Regions from separate parts of the Homo sapiens genome. Here region 2 is linked to region 1. A link is a contact called in ENCODE Hi-C or POLR2A ChIA-PET data. All regions are on one chromosome and are shown on one strand. The core of a region is the stretch at or near the end of the contact, and the rest is flanking DNA. Distances in the headings are between cores, read along the strand shown.

Region 1 (7,054 bases), core at 1,557-4,056:
ATTCTTCAAAATAAACATTCTAAACTCCATTCCCTCAATTAGATTTAAGCTCCTTCAAGGCAGGCAATTTGTCATTTATCTTAGTATTCCTCAACCCCAAGCACAGTGCAAGCAAGCACTTTAGGGCAAAAAATGTAAAATAAAAAGATAAGGGAAATGGTTAATCCTTACAATATATACTATATATACTAACTGCATGTAAAAAGAAATACAACTTACCCTAATACAGCTGAAACAACACAGTTTGGAGCAATGAGGACACAGGCGTGCATCCCGCAATTTCTCCATACAAATGAAACATCGGAAAACCTCAGCAATGCTCTGAAAACAGTAAAAGATGTAAGGTCCACCAGTTTAGGCTACTGAATCAAGAGTAAAAGGCAAGCTCAAAACAACTTGACATTTACATTTATTTTGGGCTGATCTCTCAATTTTAACTATTCCATATCAGGATTTGGTTGGTCAAGATACAGAGTACCTCAAAACATCTGGAAAATGTACTCCCGTTTGGTTTCACGATGATTCTATTCTAAGGAAAATATAGGAAATGCAAACACAGACATGCAGAAAAATTTTCACTAAAGCAGTAATTATAATGGCAAGAATCTAGGTACAGCCCAAATGTCCAAATATTAAGTAAATTATGGCAGTTACACATAGATTACAGTCACCAGAAATACTTCTTCATCTAATGATATAGAAAAATGCATATAATGTATAACAGCAGGGAAAAAAGGCCCAGGCATGATGGTTCATTACTGTAATCCTAGCACTTTGGGAGGCTGAGGCAGGTGGATCACTCGAGGTCGGGAGTTCGAGACCAACCTGGCCAAAATGGTTAAACCCCGTCTCTACTAAAAATACAAAAATTAGCCAGGCGTGGTGGTGTGCACCTGTAATCCCAGCTACACAGGAGGCTAAGGCAGAAGAATTGCTTGAACCTAGGAGGCGGAGGTTGCAGTGAGCCAAGAGGGTGCCACTGCACTCTAGCCTGGGTGACAGAGTGAGATTCTGTCTCAAAAAAAAAAAAAAAGAAAAAAGGAAAAAAGGCAGACTATATGACTGAATACACAACATGAACTTTTAACTTTTTCTGCAATTTCCCCAAAAGGTATAAACTGATTTTATAATTTAGAGGAAAAAGAAGTTTAAAAAGACACATCCTAAAGGCAGTGTACTGTGACCCAGAAAAAAATGAATTCAGAATCCAGAAATCTGAATTGCTGCCCTGATGTTACAACAGACTAGCTACTTATTTGAACCTGAGATTCTGCCCCAATTGAAAATGTTGACGGTAGTTCAAAGCGATCTTGGGAACAACAACAACAAAAATATGTAAATACAAGAAACAGTATTATGTTTGCAAGCCTCAATTTAATCAATTTAGGAAGTAACTGAAAAGTTTTTAACAAGAAAAAGGATACAATTAAACGTATACTTATTGTATTGTATACTTTGTTTTTATATTACTGACATTTACTTTCACTCCATTCTAGAATTAAACCCTCCTAAAACCAAGATAAGTTTACAAAACCTTTATAATACTTTATATGAGGAATTAAGGAGAAAATTACTCATTAATCTCATCATGACTCTGTAGGGCCAGAAAGAACCTGGGAGATGCAGATTCTGTAACCTGCAACGGGGTGGACAATAAGACTACTGAATGACTAGTTTCAAGTGGAATATCCATAACATAGTTACCCCTTACTAAAAAGCAAGGATTTCCTATTTCAGTATCTGAAAGGTTCAAAATTTGATAATGATTACACAATTATGTTCAATAAACAATCTTTTAAAATATATTCCTAGCCTTTACTTACATATCCTACATATCCCAACTATTTTAACTCACAGCTTACAAGAATCAGTTATAAAAAGAAGAGTTTGTTCTGGAAACTACACATGAGATAATATATGCTGATTCAATCTAGGAAGGAAGGGCAGAAGCCTGCAAAATGTGCCACTGAGAGGGAAAGATGACTATCCATTTGGAAGGAGATTTAGATCAGCTCAAGAACTCGCAAGGACTGGTGGCGAGTGGCAGGGTACATCCATCTGATGAATCTGCAGTTTTGGTCGGAAAAGGATGCTGTTTGCAAACACCCGGTGGGGATGAGTACCTGTGCCAAGACATCCTTGAAAACTCCAGGATACGCACCACCTGACTGCGGAACAGTGAGCACAAGACACCCGGAGCGCTGCAGAATGGGCACGGCATCCTTGGTACCGGGCCAGCCCTCTCCACAGCGGCAGGGGCGGGGTAGGGGTGCCCTACTGGAGGGAGGACATGGGCACGACTCCCCGAATAAAAACCGCTCATCGGGTGGGGGCGGGGACTAACCACCACCCTCACAACCCCCTCACCTCCACGCTCTGTTCATCCATTGCCTCCGGCTCTCGGCGGGGCCGCTGGCGACCCGCAGGCTCCGCAGTCTGACCTCTTAGGCGCCGGCCCGAGGTCGCCAGATCAAATCGCCGATAAAAGCCCGGCGCCCACGTCAGGGGGCTCTGACAACCGCCCCACCTGCGCGCCCCATCTCTTCAGGTCCAGCGCCGCCTACCCCCATTTCGCCATTTTTACCGGCGCGCCCGCCCCGAGGCGCAGAAGTAGGGCGAACGGTGGCCGCAGCTCCTTTCTCCCGGCTCAGCCGCCGGCCAGCAGCCGCGCCGGAACCTCGGCCCACGTGACGCGGGCGCGCGCCTATGGAACTGACGGTGGAGTTCAGCGAAGAAGGTGCCGCAGAGAATTCGCAAACACCAACCGTAACCAGAGCAGCTGGGGGCGCGGCGGCGAGAGAAGCTGCGAAGCGCATGCGCGCAGGACGCTGTGGGAGGGGAAAGGAGGGGAGGAGCGTGGAGCGATCGCCTAGTTCCCGCGTTGCGGGGCGCATACGAGACTTGGCGACTCGCTGCCTCAGGGTTGCGTGCCTCCGGCCCTAGCCTGCGCAGGCGGCCTGAGCTTGGGGCTCTGCTACGCCACCCACGCCCACCTTGGCGGAGGGCGGGGCCCCACGGCTCTCAAACTTGCGCGCCAAAGACGGAGCCACCTGGCGTACTGGTGGAAAGCGCAGACTTCAGAGCCACACCCGTAGTTAAGTATTCGGACTCTGAGATTCCAGGGTGGGGCCCAGGCCATCCGCGTTTTCACCCAGCATCGTGTGATTCGGCAGCAGGTGGTCTGTGGCCCGCACTTTGAGAAACCCTGGTGCAGAAGGTTCATGGTTAGTGGTTCTCTCTGGAAGGAACAGTCTAAGGTTTGTAGGACTTGCGTTCCACCTACCAAAGCTAATCGAGTTAGAAGGCTCCAAACTGAGGTGTCATTTCTCATTACGGTGGTGAGAGGACGGGACCACACACTGTGAAGTCTTCGTTCCCACATCCCACACTTCATTCTTGCCGCCTAAGTTGTCGCCGTGGGACTATTGAAAGGGTATCAGCGATATTCATCTTTCCTATAAATGGGATCTGCTTTCTACAGTTTCCTGCCAGATGTGTAAAGATTGCAAGAATTGAAGGTTTGTGAGACAAAGAGGGCATATCAAATTCGTAATTTGAATTTAATTTTTCCTGTATTTATTGCAAACAACTAATTATACTTAACCGACCTAGAGTGCACATGTAGAGAATCACTAATAATCTAGAAATAAGTTCTTGAATATCAGGCATTTAGGCTTATAGGTGGTGGGTAGCAACAATTTTTTTTAACTACTTGGGTCATGAACAAGATATAATTTAGAAAGATTAATCTGAGACTGAAAAATTCTTTCAGTAAGAATTATTTGTGGTCTTTGACCTACATGGAGCTATTTTTACGAAAATGGCCTCAGTTGTACATTTTTAAATGGTTGATGGTTAATATTATGAGAATTTTACTTAAAAGAATTATTTATAGAATGCAGTGCTAGGCCTGGCGTGGTGGCTCACACCTGTAATCCCAGCACTTTGGGAGGCCGAGGCTGGCGAATCACCTGAGGTCGGGAGTTCGAGACCAGCCTGACCAACATGGAGAAACCCCGTCTCTACTAAAAATACAAAATTAGCCGGGCGTGGTGGCGCATGCCTGTAATCCCAGCTACTGGGGAGGCTGAGGCAGAAGAATCGCTCGAACCCAGGAGGCGGAGGTTGCGGTGAGCCGAGATCGCGCCATTGCACTCCAACCTGGGCAACAAGAGTGAAACTCCGTCTCAAAAAAAAAAAAAAAAAAAATGCAATGCTGTACTTGGGATTCAGAGTAATGAGAAGTGGCCCTTGCTCTCAAGGAGCAGTACAGAAGACAAATAAGACAAATTGCAATACTTACATGATAAATAGTTAAGATTCTTGTATGTTTGCCGAAGAACCTAAGAATGTCGAAGGACTTATTGCACCAATTCATAATAGCGAACAATTAGAAACCTGTACAGCTGATTAGAGGCCGTTGGTTGCAAGCAAAAAGGATAACTTGAGCAAAATAAATAATTTAGTTGGCAAGATGCTAAACTCACATCGTTTGCCAAGCCCTGGGGTTTGAGAGCCAACGGTCTGCTCCATCAGAATCCCTTAAAGGCTGACCTTGCTGCCCTCCCCACAAGAAAAATCTCCTAACTTCATACATATCCTTAAATAACTTGCTGTTATACAACTTACTTGTTATATTATTTGTATAACTTGCTGTTATAGAGCTTAAATGTCTATCACTAAGGAACTGATAAAAATGACTATATATCTAGCTGGGCATGGTGGTGCACACCTGTGGTCCCAGCTACTCTGGAGGCTGAGATGGAAGGATCACTTGAGCCCAGGAATTTGAGGCTGCAGTGATCCAAGATCACACCACTGCACTCCAGCCTGGGCAACACAGCCAGATCCTGTCTAAAATTAAAAAAAAAAAAAAAGTATGGTATAGCCATATAATGGATTACAGCTGTTAAAAAGAAGGGTGGATGTGTGACATAACAAAAATATATTAGAATTGAAGACCGGGCACAGTGGCTCATGTATCCCAGGACTTTGGGAAGCTGAGGCTGGCAGATCTCTTGAGCCCAGGAGTTGGAGACCAGCCTGGGCAACATAATGAAACCAAGTCCTACAAAATATACAAAAATTAGCAGGGGTTGGTGGCATGCATCTGTGGTCCCAGCTACTTGGGAGGCTGAGGCAAGAGGATTGCTTGAGCCCTGGAGGCTGCAGTGAGCCATGATAGCAACACTGCATTCTACCCTGGGTGACAGAGCGAGACCCTCTCTCAAATAAAATAATGAAATGAAAAAAAATCTAAGTACAGCAGCAGTACAAGGCATAGTATCAACCTACTTTTGTTGAAAAAAATTTTTTTTAGTTTGTATACATGTAGAAATGCCTGAAGCAATTATTTGCAGATTACCTCTAGATAATTTATATGCCTGTTTTGTTGTTGTTTTTTTTTTGTTTTTTTGGGTTTTTGTTTTTTTTTTTTTTGAGACAGAGTCTCACTCTGTCGCCAGGCCGGAGTGCAGTGGCGCAATCTCAGCTCACTGCAACCTCCGCCTCCTGGGTTCAAGCGATTCCCCTGCCTCAGCCTCCCGAGTAGCTGGGACTACAGGCACGTGCCACCACACCCAGCTAATTTTTGTAATTTTAGTAGAGACAGGGTTTCACCATGTTGGCCAGGATGGTCTCCATCTTTTGACCTTGTGATCTGCCCGACTCGACCTCCCAAAGTGCTGGGATTACAGGCGTGAGCCACCATGCCCGGCCATGCCTGTGATTTTTAAATTCTTAAACATGTATTATTTATAACTTAAGACATAAAGACACTATAGTCACATAGGAGAAAACAATTATAATCCAAATGAGAAACAAAAGATCTAAATTAAGGAGGTGTGAAGATAATGTAGAGGTTGTATACTATGACCATTTTAGAAAGAGGATTGTAGGTTTTATTGACTAAGAAGATAAAGGGATGCAAATTAGTTATACAGGTTTTAATTCCAGACAACAGAATAGTGGCTATTAACAATAAAATCAGTAAGTATTCTGGACATGTTTAACTTGAATATTCAGGTAGGGGATTTTATTGGAAATACGGATCTAGAGCTAGTGGAAGAAGTTATATTTAGGAGTCATCCACAAAGAGGCTTGAGAAACAAATGAAAATGTATTGAGAAGTGCATAGAGAACAATGTTAAGGGGGCTGTGGGGAAAAAACAACATTTGGAAGATAACTGAAGGAAATCATAGAGGAAAAATAGTACAATCTAATTTTTCTCCCTAACTGAAAGCAAAACCACTTTTAATACTAAGAATTTATTATGATCTCTCCATGATACTACCGTTTTTTCAATCCCAACAATCATCATCACATCCCAGAGCCATCTCATGACAAGAGCTTTCTAAATACTAATTGCCTGAACACTGAAGAAAATTAATATCTGATACTAAGGTGTAACTTATTTCTCTGTAATTAAAAAAAAGGGGGCCAGGCACGGTAGCTCATGCCTGTAATCCCAGCACTTTGGGAGGCCGAGGTGGGTGGATCACCATCAGGAGTTAAAGACCAGCCTGGTCAAGATGGTGAAGCCCCATCTCTACTAAAAATACAAAAAAATAGCCGGGCGTGGTGGCGGGCGCCTGTAATCCCAGCTACTCGGGAGGGTGGGGCAGAGAACTGCTTGAACCTGGGAGGTGGAGGTTGCAGTGAGCTGAGAGCGTACCACTGCATTCCAGCCTGGGCAACAGAGTGAGACTCCGTCTCAAAAAAAAAAAAAAAAAAAAAAAGGCTTTCTGTTCTTGAAATATTCAAACTAGACAGGACAATTTTAACTGAAGCTGTTCTCACAACCCTGTTTTTCAGCTATTATAAGTTTGTTAATGGACAAACATGTTCATAACTGAAATTTTAAAATTACATAAAAGTATAATTCTATAACCTGCAGAACTAACATTTGATGCATTTTTCCTAGTCCTTTCAATGCTTAGTTTTTATTACATGTATGTAATATCACTTATTGAAGGCTTACTAAATACTGAACCCTGTATTAAAACACTTTCCTGTCTTGTCCTTCCAAACATCCTGACACTCAAAAGTTAAGTG
Region 2 (7,054 bases), core at 1-2,500, 5.4 Mb after region 1:
ACTTAGGTCATGTAAACAGCCTGGGATTTATCATGTCGGAAGCCGGGGATTTATCATGTCGGAAACTTGTCACCCACATGCCAGAATTTGGGATTCTGGCACACACCACTTCTTGTGGTTACTGTAATCTTCCCCACCAGCCTAGCAATTCACTATCAGCAATAACAAGGCTACATGAACCGAAGAGCATCACGACGATGTTACTCATATGGCCGTTTTGGAACCAAACAGCTTTAGTGGTAAGAACCTAAACAGTACAGTCAGCGATAACAGAACAAGGGTTTTCTCAGAAACACTTCTGCTAGCAAACCCAGCTGGGGGAACGCCGCGGTAGAGCTCCGGATCAACGAATCAAAATTATATAACGCAGGAAAAAAGAAAAGGAGGAGCCGGCGACTACCGGGGGAGGAGTCCCGGCCCGGGCGGAGTCGGCCGGGCGGCGTTCCCGCTGGGGCGGCGCTTCCCCCTTTGTCTCGCATTTCTCTCTGCGCCACATTTTCTCGACGCTGCCATTTTGAGCTCCTCCGCCGGGCGGGGTAACAAAGGCGCCGCCGCCATGTCCGAGGCCGGCATTTTGTACTCGCGACTCAGCCACATGGCTGATGCCGGCCGCCCTCCTACCCCAACAGCACCAGGGCTTTGGAAGTGGTCCCCTCGCTCCCACAGAATGCCCGGCCACCCCAAAAACACCTCCCGAAACGCCGCACCTAACAGATGTTCCTTCGTCTGCCTCGAAGCGTCCCGCTTTCATCCGCACAATACGCTCCCTCTCAACTCCCTCAACAGCTACCAAATGGCAGCCGCCCCGACAGCTCCCCAATCCCCACACAAAAAGCAAGCTTGAAGACACTACACCGTCAAATCTCTTCCAATCACTGTGACGTGAATATCAAAATGGCGCAAGCCTTCGGGAAAGGAAGTCCCAAGATAGCCCGGAAAGGCCAAGTCCAAGCCGCAAAGCCCCCGCCGGCCGCCACCCTGACCCGCCCTCCCATCCCCCCACCCGCCAGGCCTGACAGCTCGGCTCCCAAACTCACCCTCGGTCCCGGCCGCGGTCTCGGTCACTCGAATAACCCGACATGGCGTCAATGGTTGCGGTTGGCGGGGAACGAAGTATATAGAAAAGCGTGCGACAAGTCGCTGGAAATGGCCTCGATGACGGCGAAGCCTTGCGGGGGCGGCAGCGGAGGAAGGACACCGATGACACCAGCCGAAGCTGCACTACTAGAGACCGGTAGAAATGAATGAGGTGCCGGCCGCTTTCCGGCAGCCGCTTTTATAGTCTGGACCGCCTCCTACGCCGCAGGGAACGCTGGGAGCCGCTCTATGACCTAATCGCCCCGCCCCTCGCGCATAGGCCGCAACGCCCGCTGGCGTTCCAGGATCGCCGCGCTTTCACCCCTCCCCGCGCCACTCTCTCAGGTCAGGGCCCACCCACCATTGGAATGCCTCATTCTGCACTCTCTTGACCTCACCTTCTTCTGGTCTTTCCACACCTCAAGCAAGCCACCCCGCCCTTTCCCAAGCCCAGCCCCGCCCACCCTCGCCACTCGGAGATGTTTACGTCTCCAAAGAGCCCTCACGTCTGTAACCAAAAGAGGGGGAAGGCGGGGCCTGGCGTTGTCACGTGGCTGTACCACCCCGGACCACCGAGAGAGCGGTCCGCACTACTTTCCCGTTGACGTCGGCGGAGGGATACAAAACGAAATAGCTCACCGGAAGTGCGCTGCTCGCACCCCGGGACCCGCCCGGGCTGCCGGCTGATGTGGACCGTCCGACCCGCGTGTCTGATAATCCTTTGACGGGTTTTGGTCGGCGGAGAATGGTCTCTAAACTTCCCAAACCGCCCCCGTTTCACGTCCTGTGAAAGGAAGTGCTCCTCTGATGACCAATCAGCGGCGAGAAGCTCTTTTAACGTCCGTCCTTCTTTCACGCCTCCTTCCCCGCGCTTTGGTTCGTGCGTCCGCGCCCCAGTGTCGGGTCTGCGTGGATCGGTCCTTCCAGGACACCGTCGCCTTCCCGGCCGCGTCGGAGTCCGGCGGCGACCTGCCTCTGAAACATGGCAGGCTCGGATGCTGGTGAGTGTCTCCCTGGGGTCCCAGTATGTGTGGACTGAAACCGTCCACCTCCAGGGAGGCCTCGGGCTAGCCCGGACTGGGTCTGGGCTGTCGGCGGGGCTCGTGACCTTCAGACGCCGCGTCGCGCTGGCGGGTTCCCTGGATAGGGTCTCTCAGCTTCACCACCTCTTCGCTTCGAGGCCGTGGAACAGCAGTATGCTGTGGGAGAGAGAGAGGCACTGGGGCGAGGCCGGTAGGACACTTGGGTCCTGGCTGTAAAAAGAGCGGTCAGAAGGGTCGTCCCCGGACTTGTCTTTCTGTGGGGCGTCTAGCCGCTGTCCGTGTGCCCTCCGCCCTTGCACTATGGGCCCTGAGGTCGTACCTGCTTTTGTATTGGTCTTTAAAGGAACAGCATTCTTAAGATTTATTATGCCCCTGCAGAATAGTAGAATATGCCCCTGTAGAATAGTTGTGCTTTTTTCTCTTCAGTGCCCTCTAGAGTCATGGGCTTTGTCTAGCACCGCTTTTGAAGAGCGAATTAATTTGGTTGTCTAGGACGCTTTCATCCTTTTCACAAGGACTGCGTACAAACCAGTTGTCATGGTTTGGCCAGCTGTGAGAAATGGGCGTGGGGAGGGGGATTATGTGCATGGAAAATACACTCTCATTCGTTTCCAGAACGTTACGTGTCCAGAACATAGTGGAGATGTTTGTTTCTAATACCGATTGAAAGTGCTTTCCTACCAATTCCCAGGCATTTCAAGGAACAAGTATTTTAAGCTAAGTTACTTTTGGTACAGAAACCGTTAAACTTTGCAAATCCCAGCAATATCTAGGGGAGAGGAGAATGTGGTACGCAGGAAACGTCAACAGTATTGATAATTCTGAGCTTCATGTACTTCCCATATTTTCTTTCATATAGATCGATATAATAAAAAAGAAAAACTAACAAATGCATTACCGTTGATGTTGTTATTATACCAGTTCTTAACAGCCTAAGTTTAATCACCACTTTTTCCGGCACCAGAGAAACCCTGACTTGCACAAGATAATTGGGTAAACACAAGACCAATACTATTGCAAGTGCGAAGCAGCCTCCATTAATGAGTTTCTGGTAACCTCGGATTATCATTAAACTGTTGTTTATGACATAATATTCCTGTTTACTTGTAAATATGTTTTAACTAAAAACACCCATGTAAGGCTTATATAAGTAACTTAAGATTTTAGGCTGCAACAGTATCAATTGAATTTGCAGTATAGTTTTGACTATGTAGAAATTACAGCACTCTGGAAATCATCCCAAGAAATTAAATACATCTTTTTAAAAACCATGCCTAAAGGGTCTTTGAAATTCTCTAACAATCAAATTCCTTATCTTCTGCAAAGTTCAGTGTCTGTTTTTGTTGGGGGGGAGGTTGTTGGATTTTTTAAATGTCTGTGTGATTTTTTTCTGGTGGTTTTTAAGACTGATCTTTCCCCCTTTTTCCCAACAGAGTGGGTAACCATTGCCAATAACCTTCTTTTTAAGTGTCATATACATCTGAGAATACATGAACTTCAAGACTGTGATGCTAATGTTTTTATTGCTCTTTATCAGTCTATTTTGGGAGAAAAGGTACCAGGTAAGAATACTAAAAGCAGGAGTAATTTTGCCTATATCTTAGGCCAAAAGTTTTTAGTCCTTTAGTTAGATTCTTTGATATTTATAAAATTTCATTTTCTCTTTGCTTGTTTCTTTTTTTAATATTGCATATTAAATTCTATATTAATATACAATATTAAAATAAATATTGTATATTAAATTGTATTTAATATCACATATTGTATAATTATAATATTGTATTCCTTAAGGAATACCCTGTGGAACCCACTCATAATAACGGCCTTGAGCAGATCAGTTTGAGGGCTCCTGATAATCACGGCTTAACCTAATCATGGCTACTGCCTTGTGAAAGTTGCATCTTTTCTGTAAATGTACCTTCAAAGGTTGTAAAATTGAGTGGAGCTTGGGAATTTATTGGATTCTGTTACTTAACCAGTGCTAGGGATAAGAATTGATGCTTGTAGATGATGAACCTCATTTACCAAGACAGTTAATAAGCGCATATGTCCTTTCATCTTGCTCACCATCTCACTATGTTCAAGACCAGGGTGGTACCAACTCAGCTTAAGTGATCCTCCCGTCTACCTCCCAAAGTGATAGGATTACAGGCATGAGCCACCACGTCCAGCCTGTGCTGACCTTTTAAATCTTTATACCAATAATTCTAGTTGGCTATTCAAAAGGACATATAAGGGCCAGGCGCGGTGGCTCACACCTCTAATCCCATTACCTTGGGAGGCTCATCACTTGAGGCAGGTGGATCACCTGAGGCCAGGAGTTCAATACCAGCCTGGCCAATATGGCAAAATGCCATCTCTGCTAAAAATACAAAAATTAGCCAGGCATAGTGGTGCACGCCTATAAACCCAGCTACTTGGGAGGCTGAGGCAAGAGAATTGCTTGAGCCGGGAAAGTGGAGGTTGTAGTGAGCCAAGATCACGCCACTGCATTCCAGCCTGGGCGATAGAGCGAGACCCTGTCTCAATAAATAATAAATAAACATACATATGTGTATATATAAGAACGCTCCTTGAATGCCTGCTGTGTTTTTTTTTTCTTCGTAGAAAGTAGCCCATAGTTATGGGTTAAAGTATCATGTCTTGGCTCCCTTATTAGACTATTAGCTGTCTTTGAATTTAGGGACCACTTTATCTTCCTTAACATGGTGCTTCTTGTAAAGCATATTCATGTATATCTATATATCTATATATATATATATGGTGTAATAAATATTCAACCGTATTCAACCAGTCTAATATTGATAAATCGGTTCAATCAATAAATACTCAACCAGTAAAGATTCTGCTGTGTAGAGTTCAGGGTTTATTAACTTTATCTGTACTTTACAGCATGTTCTGTTTGGGCAGAGCCTTTATAGCAGTTGAGCATATTCAGTAGCCTAGTCAGAGACAATGAGATGAAAACTTGGCCTCTCATGGATACAAAATTATGTGATTTTTTCCCCCCCCAGACCTCATAGTTATTCCTAGGAGTCAAGAAGATGATGCACACAATGTACAAGCAGTAATTGATTCACTGGCCTTGGACTACTTGCAGGTCAGCTTGTCTCACATAACAGGTTGGTATATGTATAACTATCACATAATTATGCATTTTAGTAAAAATAATTGTTAGAACTGTAGACATTGTTTACTTAACCAAATGAGTGAGCTTATGGAGTAGACCAAATTGTAAGATTGAGCTAAGACAATCAACTGATAGAGGTCAGGTCCATACATGAGAACTTTTCCAGGAGAGCTGAACATTGATTTTGCAATTGATCTGGGTCTGAAACGTAAATATCCTAGCTGGTAATTTGAGGTGTGTTTTTTGTTTTTATGTTATGTTGTTTTATTTATTTTTATTTTTTGATTCAGAGTCTCTGTTGCCCAGGCTGGAGTGCAGTGGTGCAATCACAGCTCACTGCAGCCTCAACCTCCCAAGCTCAGGTGATCCTCTCACCTCAGCCTCCCGGGTAGCCGGGGCTACAGGTGTGCACCACCATGCCTGGCTAATTTTTTCTATTTTTTGTAAAGACAAGAGTTTCGCCATTTGCCCAGGCTGGTCTGGAACTCCTGGGCTCAGCTGATCCACCTGGCTCCACTCGTGAAATTGCTGGGATTACAGGCCTGGACCACTGTGCCTGGCCTTCGGGGAACCTGCCCCGATAGTCACGTAGGTTCTTTTCTATTTTATCTAAGCATCGGCAGGTTTGAGAAATAAAGGGACAGAGTACAAAAGAGAGAAATTTTAAAGCTGGGCGTCTGGGGGAGACATCACATGTCTGTAGGTTCCGTGATGCCCCACAAGCTGCAAAAACCAGCAAGTTTTTATTAGGGATTTTCAAAAGGGGAGGGAGTATACGAATAGGTTGTGGGTCACAGACATCAAGTACTTCACAAGGTAATAGAATATCACAAGGCAAATGGAGGCAGGGCGAGATCACAGGACCACCTGACTGGGGTGAAATTAAAATTGCTAATGAAGTTTTGGGCACCATTGTCATTGATAACATCTTATCAGGAGACAGGGTTTTGAGAGCAACCTGTCTGACCAAAATTTATTAGGCGGGAATTTCTTCTTCCTAATAAGCCTGGGAGCGATATGGGAGACTGAGGTCTATTTCAGCCCTACAGTCTACAGACCATAAAAGATGGCCACGCCCGGGGGACCGTCTGTAGACCTGCCCCCAGGCGTGTATTCTCTTTCCCAGGGATGTTCCTTGCTGAGAAAAAGAATTCAGCGATATTTCTCCCATTTGCTTTTGAAAGAAAAGAAATATGGCTCTGTTCCGCCCGGCTCACCAACGGACAGAGTTTAAGGTTATCTGTCTTATTCCCTGAACAATTGCTGTTATCCTGTTCTTTTTTTCAAGGTGCCCAGATTTCATATTGTTCAAACACACATGCTCTACAATTTTGTGCAGTTAACGCAATTATCACGTGGTCCTGAGGCTACATACATCCTCCTCGGTTTACAAGATGACAGGATTAAGAGATTAAAGTGAAGACAGGCCTAGGAAATCACAAGGGTATTGATTGGGGAAGTGATAAGTGTCCATGAAATCTTTACAATTCATGTTCAGAGATTGCAGTAAAGACAGGCATAAGAAGTTATAAAAGTATTAATTTGGGGAACTAATAAATGTCCATGAAATCTTCACAATCCACGTTCTTCTGCCATGGCTTCAGCCGGTCCCTCTGTTTGGGGTCCCTGACTTCTCGCAACACCTGGCCGTATTGTTTTATTTTAAAGCATACTAATGCTACTTGTTTGTGATAGCTAAAAATTAGAAACACCTAAATGTCCATTAGTAGGGATTGGTTAGATAAATCATGATAGCTGCATACAGTGGACTGCTCTGTGGCTGTAAAAGATGACTGAATATGCT

What was found. A loop is a pair of places that touch in the nucleus more often than their neighbours do. ChIA-PET counts read pairs that join two places held with the same protein, here RNA polymerase II (POLR2A). Pooled maps may share reads with other maps.
Region 2: a loop to region 1 is called in a pooled map, with 15 times the contacts of the local background. The contact joins the promoter of DDX5 here to the promoter of TRIM37 in region 1. A Hi-C loop is called at or near these places in 6 of 50 pooled maps. POLR2A ChIA-PET finds 5 or more read pairs at or near these places in 2 of 52 experiments (B cell and WTC11).

What each region holds. Positions count from the first base shown.
Region 1 is chr17:59,104,074-59,111,127 of GRCh38, forward strand. It overlaps TRIM37 (tripartite motif containing 37), which reads right to left and starts at 2,807. Exons shown (of 24, transcript NM_015294.6): 1 at 2,368-2,807; 2 at 220-321. The coding sequence starts at 2,388. LOC124904039 (a long non-coding RNA gene) reads left to right here and starts at 3,023. Exons shown (of 2, transcript XR_007065864.1): 1 at 3,023-3,518. SKA2 (spindle and kinetochore associated complex subunit 2) reads right to left here. Exons shown (of 4, transcript NM_182620.4): 4 at 5,784-7,054. RefSeq lists enhancers at 1,895-2,554, 2,211-2,260, 2,471-2,600, 2,555-3,214, 2,691-2,790 and 2 more and a silencer at 2,921-3,030.
Region 2 is chr17:64,505,039-64,512,092 of GRCh38, forward strand. It overlaps DDX5 (DEAD-box helicase 5), which reads right to left and starts at 1,251. Exons shown (of 13, transcript NM_004396.5): 1 at 1,038-1,251. The coding sequence starts at 1,081. It overlaps CEP95 (centrosomal protein 95), which reads left to right and starts at 1,939. Exons shown (of 20, transcript NM_138363.3): 1 at 1,939-2,078; 2 at 3,554-3,682; 3 at 5,135-5,242. The coding sequence starts at 2,060. RefSeq lists a silencer at 342-411 and enhancers at 502-711, 772-901, 1,602-1,841, 2,042-2,131, 2,113-2,729 and 1 more.